2 separate regions of the Homo sapiens genome follow, and region 2 is linked to region 1. The links are chromatin contacts, found by Hi-C in ENCODE. All regions are on one chromosome and are shown on one strand. Each heading gives the region's core, a stretch centred on a gene start or an enhancer-like site at or near the end of the contact. The rest is flanking DNA. Distances are from core to core; before and after follow the strand shown. Region 1 holds the start of CCDC152 (coiled-coil domain containing 152). Region 2 holds the start of FLJ32255 (a long non-coding RNA gene).

Region 1 (3,733 bases), core at 406-2,905:
ATGAGACACTTGTCTTTAGATTTTTCTATAGCAAAGAAGAAAGGGAAAATACAAGTTTGAAATTCAGGGATGTTAGGTTGAGGAAAAAACATGAACCAATGTATGGTGTGTGAAAGCGGTAACTAGTCCAAAGTAAAATGTAAGTAAAATTCCTGATGTAGTTACTCAAAGCAATTTGGGGGCATATTATTGTTTAAAAGGAAGTTAACCAAAACAGATATTGCTTGACAATATGTTATTTCATCAAGATATCTCATTTTCTTCTTTTGAAATATTTTGCATTAGCAATTATTAATGGTTTTTAAATCTCAGATTTTTGGCTGTATATTTTGTTTCTTGAATTATTATCTCGAATTATTATCTTATGTATGACATATGCAAGCACAACTACATATAAAATCCCTTAAATAGTTAAAACTTGATCCTTACAGCAGAAAAATATTTGTTAATAGCCTCCCATGATACAGTAAAATTCCTTTTGGAGTAAAATTAAAAATAATTGCTGTTTGATAGTACTGTTATTCTTTAATAGTGCTACATAGTAATCTGAAGTAGTTAATGGAAACTCCCTCCACCCCCACCTTTTTTTTTTGGTACCTAACCTTTTAAATAAAAAAGGTTTTACTAGGGTTTTGTCTCAGAATCTGGCTCTTGAAATAAATGCATTTAAATTTGAGCTTGATTTTCTCTCAACTCCTTCCCCCAAAGAAGACCCTGTTATTTCCTTGTAAAACCATCACTAATATTCCATTTGCTATCGTTGCATGATATCCCTTTTGCCATAATGGCAGAGCCAGGCAATTCATTTCTAGGTATCTTCATTGCCTGCTCTTCTGATTTCTTAGGTCAAGATCCTTTCAGTGAATATGGTCTTGCCCTGTGAAATTCGGTGTCAAGCTGGTGATTCAGTGCTTGTCAAATTCCTTAGTGAGCCGCAGAGACTGATTTGTGACCTTCAAGGCTCAGCTTCAACCGTCCCCACAGGCAAGTGAAAGTCCCATTTCCTTCTTTGTCTTCTTGCCTGCTGGCTTCAACCATCCCCACAGGAGCGTGACAGTTCCGTTTCCTTTTGGGTCCTCCTGTCTGCTGGCTTGAGTCCCGGGGCTCGTCCTCTCCCCTACCCCACACAGTTGGTCCTTCGCCGCTCGCCTGCCCCACGCTCTGGTCCCTCCTCTTTCCTCCTCACCTCCCCTCAAGAATTCACTCTCAGTCCTGAAGCCTGGGTCCCCTGGCTCCCTCTCCGTCATCCTAGTGTCCTTAGGGACCTAGCAGAAATAAAGGATGGGGGCCGAGGACCCGCGGATGTGAGAGAAGTGCCTGAGACAAAAACCTGTATGGACCCAGAGCACTGTAAGGAGATAAGAAGAAAAGCATCTCTATGGAAAAAGCGGGAGTTTCGAATCGCTTTCTAGCGTCCTTAGCGGCCTAGCAAAAATAAAGGATGGGGGCCGAGGACCCGCGGATGTGAGAGAGGTGTCTGAAAAGAAAAGCCTGTAATGGACCCAGAGCACTGTAATGAAATATGAAGAAAGGAATCTCTATGGAGAAAGCGGGAATTTCGAACCGTCAATAGAATTTGGAGTGTACCTGCTGTTGCTCCTAGTTCCCCACAGTCTCCCTTTCCGCTGCCTCTGGGGCCTGGTACACCCCTGAATGCTGTCCCCTCCTCCGGAAGCCGAATCCCCCAACAATGGGCCCGCCTTTCTCTGGGCCCGCCCTGTGCGCTATGCTGGAGCTCCTACCACCAGCAGTTCTTACCAACTTGGCCCAGCTCCGCTCAGCATCTGCGGCTGCTTAGGTATTTTCATGTGGTTTCCAGAACATGAATCAACACCGGATCAATAATTGTTTCCCCAACCAAAGAATAAATCACATTGGGTGTTCTGAATTGTGAGTCAGCTCCATTGAATAAATAATTATCCATATCTATTTTTGTAACTTATAAAATTGCCTTTTAAAATTCCAGAGCCAGTTAATAGATATGGTTTCCCATCTACAGAGTTATATCTTGGTAGCTTAATGATTAAGGGCGTGGGCTCTTGCGTGGATTCAAACCCCAACTCTTCTCTTTTTCCGTGGGTGATAGTGGGTAAGTTCTTAATTTCATGCACCTAAGCATCTTCATCTGTATAAGAGATTAATTATAATGCCTGCCTCTGCCGGGCGCTGTGGCTCACGCCTGTAATCCCAGCACTTTGGGAGGCCGAGGGGGGTGGATCACCTGAGGTCAGGAGTTGGAGACCAGCCTGGCCAACATGGTGAAACCCCGTCTCTACTAAAAATACAAAAATTAGCCAGGCGTGGTGGCGGGCTCCTGTAATCTTACCTACTTGGGAGGCTGAGGCAGGAGAATTGCTGGAACCCGGGAGGCGGAGGTTGCAGTGAGCGGAGATCGCACCATTGCATTCCAGCCGAGACCCGCAGCAGCAAGACTCAGTCAAAAAAAAAAAAAAGAAGCCTGCCTCTTAGGACGGTTGTGATGATTAAATGAAGTGATGCATTTATAAGGTGCTTAATGGAGATCCTTGCTTAAAGTAAGTGTTCAGAAATGTTAATTATTAGAATTTTTGAATGTTGTTCAGTAATAGTTTGAAAGCGAATCCACTGCCAACTTTGCTCATCTGCTTTTTTTTTTTTTTCTGAGTGGGAGATGGGAGGTTTATTTTTGTTAATGTGATTTTTCGATAGACTCCAAAATTTGGCAAGTGAAAAAATATAAACAGTAATATGATAACCCATACTTTACTAGTTGAAAGGTAGTGTGGCATAATGGCAAGAAAATTAGGTTAAAGTGGAAAATGGGGGTTGTAGTCTTCACTCTGCTGCTCAAATAAGCTTTCCCTAACATTAGTAGCAACACATAGAAATATTGAAAATGACCTGCTGAATTGCGGGTTCTACCCAATTAGCAAATATAAAATGTTCCATGTAACTCATGTCATAATAACTTTTGAAACAAGCCCATTTTAAGACCCTAAATGCTAAAATGCTACCTTCTCCATGAGTCATTCACTGATCGTATCAATCAGTTGTGATCTACCTTTCCTTACTCTATGGAACATGCTAGCTTTCTGTGGCATTTGTTAAGACTGAATTGATGTATTACCTCTTTTGCTGTATTTATTATTGGCTCCTTGGGGGAAGAAACTCTATTTTCTTTATATATATATATATATATATATATATACACACACACACACACACACACACGCGCATGTATGTATGTATGTATGTATGTATGTATTAAGTTCCACCTAGGCCCATCCTAGGCAAATTTCAGGAGTCCTTTGAAAATATGTGGTGACTGGAATGTGTAAGGTGGAGAGGGAGCTCCCTAGATCCCCTGCCTCATCTGTACTTCCAAATCTTCTGGATGTTCCAACATTTGAAATACAGAAGCTTTGACTATCTAATGATTTTGGGATGTAGAGACTAAGAAAGTTGGAATATTATATATATATATATGTATATATGCAAACACACATATATGTATATATATATACACATATATATGTATATGTATATATTTCTCCATAGAGCCTACCATAGAGAAAATAGAAATGAACCAACACATCAGGAATAAGTCAGAAAAGTTTAGCTTAATTTTTCTAGTTTAGAATGGGTTGCAAGTTTATCTTCCAGTTTATAGATGTTAGCATTTTTTTCAAAGAATTCTAGTAGGTTTAGAGTGCATCTTTCAATGAGAAACTAAATGAACTTGTCATGATTTCAT
Region 2 (3,733 bases), core at 462-2,961, 240 kb before region 1:
ATATCCGTTTAGGCGCCATAACGGTGCTGCTAGAAAGAAACTGCGGATTCTTAGGAGGGGTGCTTCCATCCCGAAACATACTGTCTGGAGGAATGGACCGACTCTGTTTAAATGTGTTGTGACGTTTTAATGTGTTTTAATCCGTTTAATGTGTTTAATCCGTTTAATGTGTTTTAACACGTTTTAATGTGTTGTGACAGGAAAAGAGCCGGCTAACGGTATTACGGAAGTACTAGTTGGCACAGAGGCTCGGTGCAATTACCGTTCTGCACCGTAAAACGGGTTTAGGAAGTTCCTAGGAGATACTAGCGGTGCCAGAACCGAGAAAGTGACGACACAGACAACTTATGGACTCCGCGTACGGGAAACGTTCCGTTGGGCGCTAAGAACGGTGCAGCAACTGAAAAACCGCTCAGTGGGCGCTACTGGCAAAAGCGTTGCTGCAAAACCGCCAGCTCCGCATTAGAAGCAGAGCCGCCAGACAGAACCCGGGACCTGAAACCACCGAAGCGGAGACCGAGCTTGGCTCCCCAGCTCCTGAGAGAATGCAAGTCAAGGAGTACGAAGCTGTGATACTCAAAATTAGTAGAAGAAAAATGAATAACATTTAAATAAGATAAAATTTTAAAATAATAAATTCTAAAATTCAAATAAAAAGGCAAAGCAAACACACTGGAAACTACCGGTAGCATTGTTCTCAGAGCAAAAGACACAAAAAGAGCATTTAAAAATAAGCAAAAATTAGAGAGAACCAACCCTACAAAGCAGAAATTACAAGTATTGCCAAAAGAAGCAATTCTGTGATTAGGATATCCCTGTTAGATCTAAACCGGTACATGTTACACCTAAGTCTACATTTCTTAGGACAAAAACAAAAACAAACAACAACAACAACAAGAAACCAACAAAACCCAGTCATGGTTAAACCTGTTTACGACTAAAAAATCGTAGTAGCTGATATATCCCGACTTGGTCCACAAGAGGAAAAAGTCGCGTTCGGCGGAAATTGCTATCGTCAAACCGAGCTTCGTAAACCAGAAATCGCTTTTGCCGGCATTTCCTGACTTCCATGGGAGTTTAAAAAACACCAACATAGCTAAGGCGGGACTTGATGTTGCGCAGCTAGCCTTGGTGTAAGAGCTCCCAGGCACTGCTAAACTGGTCATCGCTAAACCTAAATGAATCGCATTCGCTGGTACACAGATTTCTACAGGAGTTGAACATCTCCTGCGCAGCTAAAGCAAGCCGTACTAGTAGGAAGCCGGAACTTGCCACGACTTAGAAACTTGAGGCTTTGGGAGGCCAAGGCGGGTGGATCATCTGAGGTCGGGAGTTTGAGACCAGTCTGGCTAATGTGGCAAAACCCCGTCTCTACTAAAAATACAAAAATTAGCCGGGTGTGGTGGCGGGCGCCTATAATCCCAGCTATTTGGGAGGCTGAGGCAGGAGAATCACTTGAACCCGGGAGGTGGAGGTTGCAGTGAGCCGAGATCGCCGAGATGGCGCCACTGCATTCTAGCCTGGACGAAAGAAACTCTGTCTCAAAAAAAAAAAAAAAAAAAAAAAAAAAAAGAAAAAGAAAAAAGAAACTTGAGGCAGGGCTAACTCTGCGTTTGTTATGATTAGGCTACAGGAAACCCGGAGTTGCTGGGAAATGAGTCACAGGGTCACTCAGCCTTTCTGTGGCGAAACATCGACTTCCTACGACCTAGAAATCGCCGCCAGGGCTAGGCTGGTGTTTGTCCTAAGTGGGTACTTGCTTGGGTTGAGAAATCACATTTTGGCTATTCCCCGACTTGAACCAGGGGATAGAAATCGTAGTCACCGGCTGGGCGCAGCGGCTCATGCTGTAATCCTGGCAGTTTGGGAGGCCGAGGCGGGCAGATTATTGAGGTTAGGAGTTCGAGACCAGCCTGGTCAATATGATGAAACACCGCCTCTAGTAAAAATACAAAAATTATCCGGGCGTGGTGGCGAGCGCCTGTAATCCCAGCTACTCAGGAGGCTGAGGCAGTAGAATCCCTTGAACCTGGGGTGCGGAGGTTGCAGTGAGCCAAGATCGCGCCACTGCACTCCAGGCTGGGCGACACGGCGAGACTCTGTCTCAAAACAAAACAAAAGGAAAAGAAGAGAAAAGAAAAAGAAACGCAGGCACCCTGAAATCGAAACTTGTTAGGACCAACAAGCCAACGACAGACGAATCTGCGGGGTCCTGCGACAGACACGCCAGCCCCGCCGCCACAGCACAGGGTTCTGGAGGTCGAGCTGTTCTGCGGGTTCTGCGGCGGCGCTGGGAAGAGACGGCGCCCGGGCAGCTCCCCTGTCACCGGCTTGGAGGAGCGGCGGGCTCCCCTAGCCCAGCGCCGCCGCCGCCGCCCGGGAACGCCAGGCTCACCCCAGCTGGGGAAGCTCCGAATCCCTCAGATCGGCGACCTGAGTGCTGTCGCCCCGAGAAAATGGAGGCATCGAGCAACGAGCTGTGCTGAGACCGAGAGACCTCAGTTCTGCGAAATGTCGGTGCCTGGAGCTTGCGAATGACTGCGGCCGGCGGGTTGTCAAGGACAACATTCCTTATGGCGCAACCAACAGCGCTGTCACCAAGAAACTGGACTCTGAGAAAAAAGAGGGTTTCGGCCACCGAGAAACTCCGTGCCACATGTGCCGTGACAGCAAAACCGCCCGCTCCGCGCCGCTGGTGAAAGAGCTAACGAACGCCAGGTGCTGCGACAGTGACACCGGGACTAGAAGGCCTCGGATGGAGAATGGGACGCCCAGAGCAAGCAGGAAAACGTTTTGTTTGGCTCAACTAGCGCTGTCGCAACCGGAAAACTGTCAGGCCAGTGCTGCTGCGGATGTGAGAAACCGGTGATCCGAAGGCGGAGTGGCGCTGGGCGCTGGACTCGCTGGTGTGAAAATCTGGCTGCTCTAGGACCCGGCAAGCGCGGGCACCAGGCGAACGCCAGCGACTTTGCCAGACAAATGCATGTCTTTTTTGGTCGCCATTCAAAGATGCAGCCGGCAGTCAGCCCCGGCTCTGAGAAACAAGTGGAGGTGTCAGCCATAAACCCTCCGTTCAGGGAAAAGAGAGTCGCTGCGACGGATCGACTGGCCGTTGGGTGGAACTTTCTTTGGTGGCCTAGTGACTAGAAAATAAAAACGAAAACGAAATAAAAAACTGCTACTGACATTACTCCCACGCTCCCTCCTCAAGTCAGTGGCTTCAGGCTTAAGAAAACCTGTATTTTTCTTGGCTGATCCGTGATCCCTAATTACTGAGGGCCCCGCGACCCACCAAGTGCGATTCGCAGAGGGAAAGGAGCTGGAATAAGGATCCAGAATGGGACGGATTTGGCTCCTCCAGGAAGAAAGCAAAACAAATGCAGGTCGCGAACACTTTACATTGCAGGAAGCTGCTCTTCCAGTGGCCGCGGCTGGGTCCTTCCACACCACCTCTCTGTCCTAGGCCTTCGTCCCGGTTCAGCCCTCACGGATTCTAGGCTAGCGGTCAACAACCGCATCCCTCCGGAACCTGGAAACTCTAGGTCCGAGATCTCGGTGAAGAATGAAAGGCACAGCGCCGCTCAACCCAGGCTTCAGGCCTGCCCCGCTGGTCCCGTCCCTTCCCTGTGGGATGGAACTCTGTGGGAATCGCTCCTTATTCTGATGGTTCACTCATTCAGATGTCCTTGATATTTGGGGATATTTCTAAAACAGCTGGGGAGAAAAATGGACT

What was found. Hi-C counts contacts between places; a loop is a spot of excess contacts on that map. Pooled maps may share reads with other maps.
Region 2: a map with no recorded cell type shows a loop between it and region 1 (4-fold over the local background). The contact joins the promoter of FLJ32255 here to the promoter of CCDC152 in region 1. A Hi-C loop is called at or near these places in 1 of 168 maps with a recorded cell type or tissue (dorsolateral prefrontal cortex), 2 of 37 single-sample maps with no recorded cell type and 3 of 50 pooled maps.

The regions. Positions count from the first base shown.
Region 1 is chr5:42,754,740-42,758,472 of GRCh38, reverse strand. CCDC152 (coiled-coil domain containing 152) reads right to left here and starts at 1,655. Exons shown (of 9, transcript NM_001134848.2): 1 at 1,588-1,655. RefSeq lists enhancers at 599-1,098, 1,099-1,600.
Region 2 is chr5:42,991,311-42,995,043 of GRCh38, reverse strand. FLJ32255 (a long non-coding RNA gene) reads left to right here and starts at 1,711. Exons shown (of 2, transcript NR_104643.1): 1 at 1,711-3,733. LOC105374746 (a long non-coding RNA gene) reads right to left here and starts at 2,769. Exons shown (of 3, transcript XR_007058755.1): 1 at 1-2,769. RefSeq lists enhancers at 1,543-1,837, 2,107-2,236, 2,537-2,746, 3,087-3,236.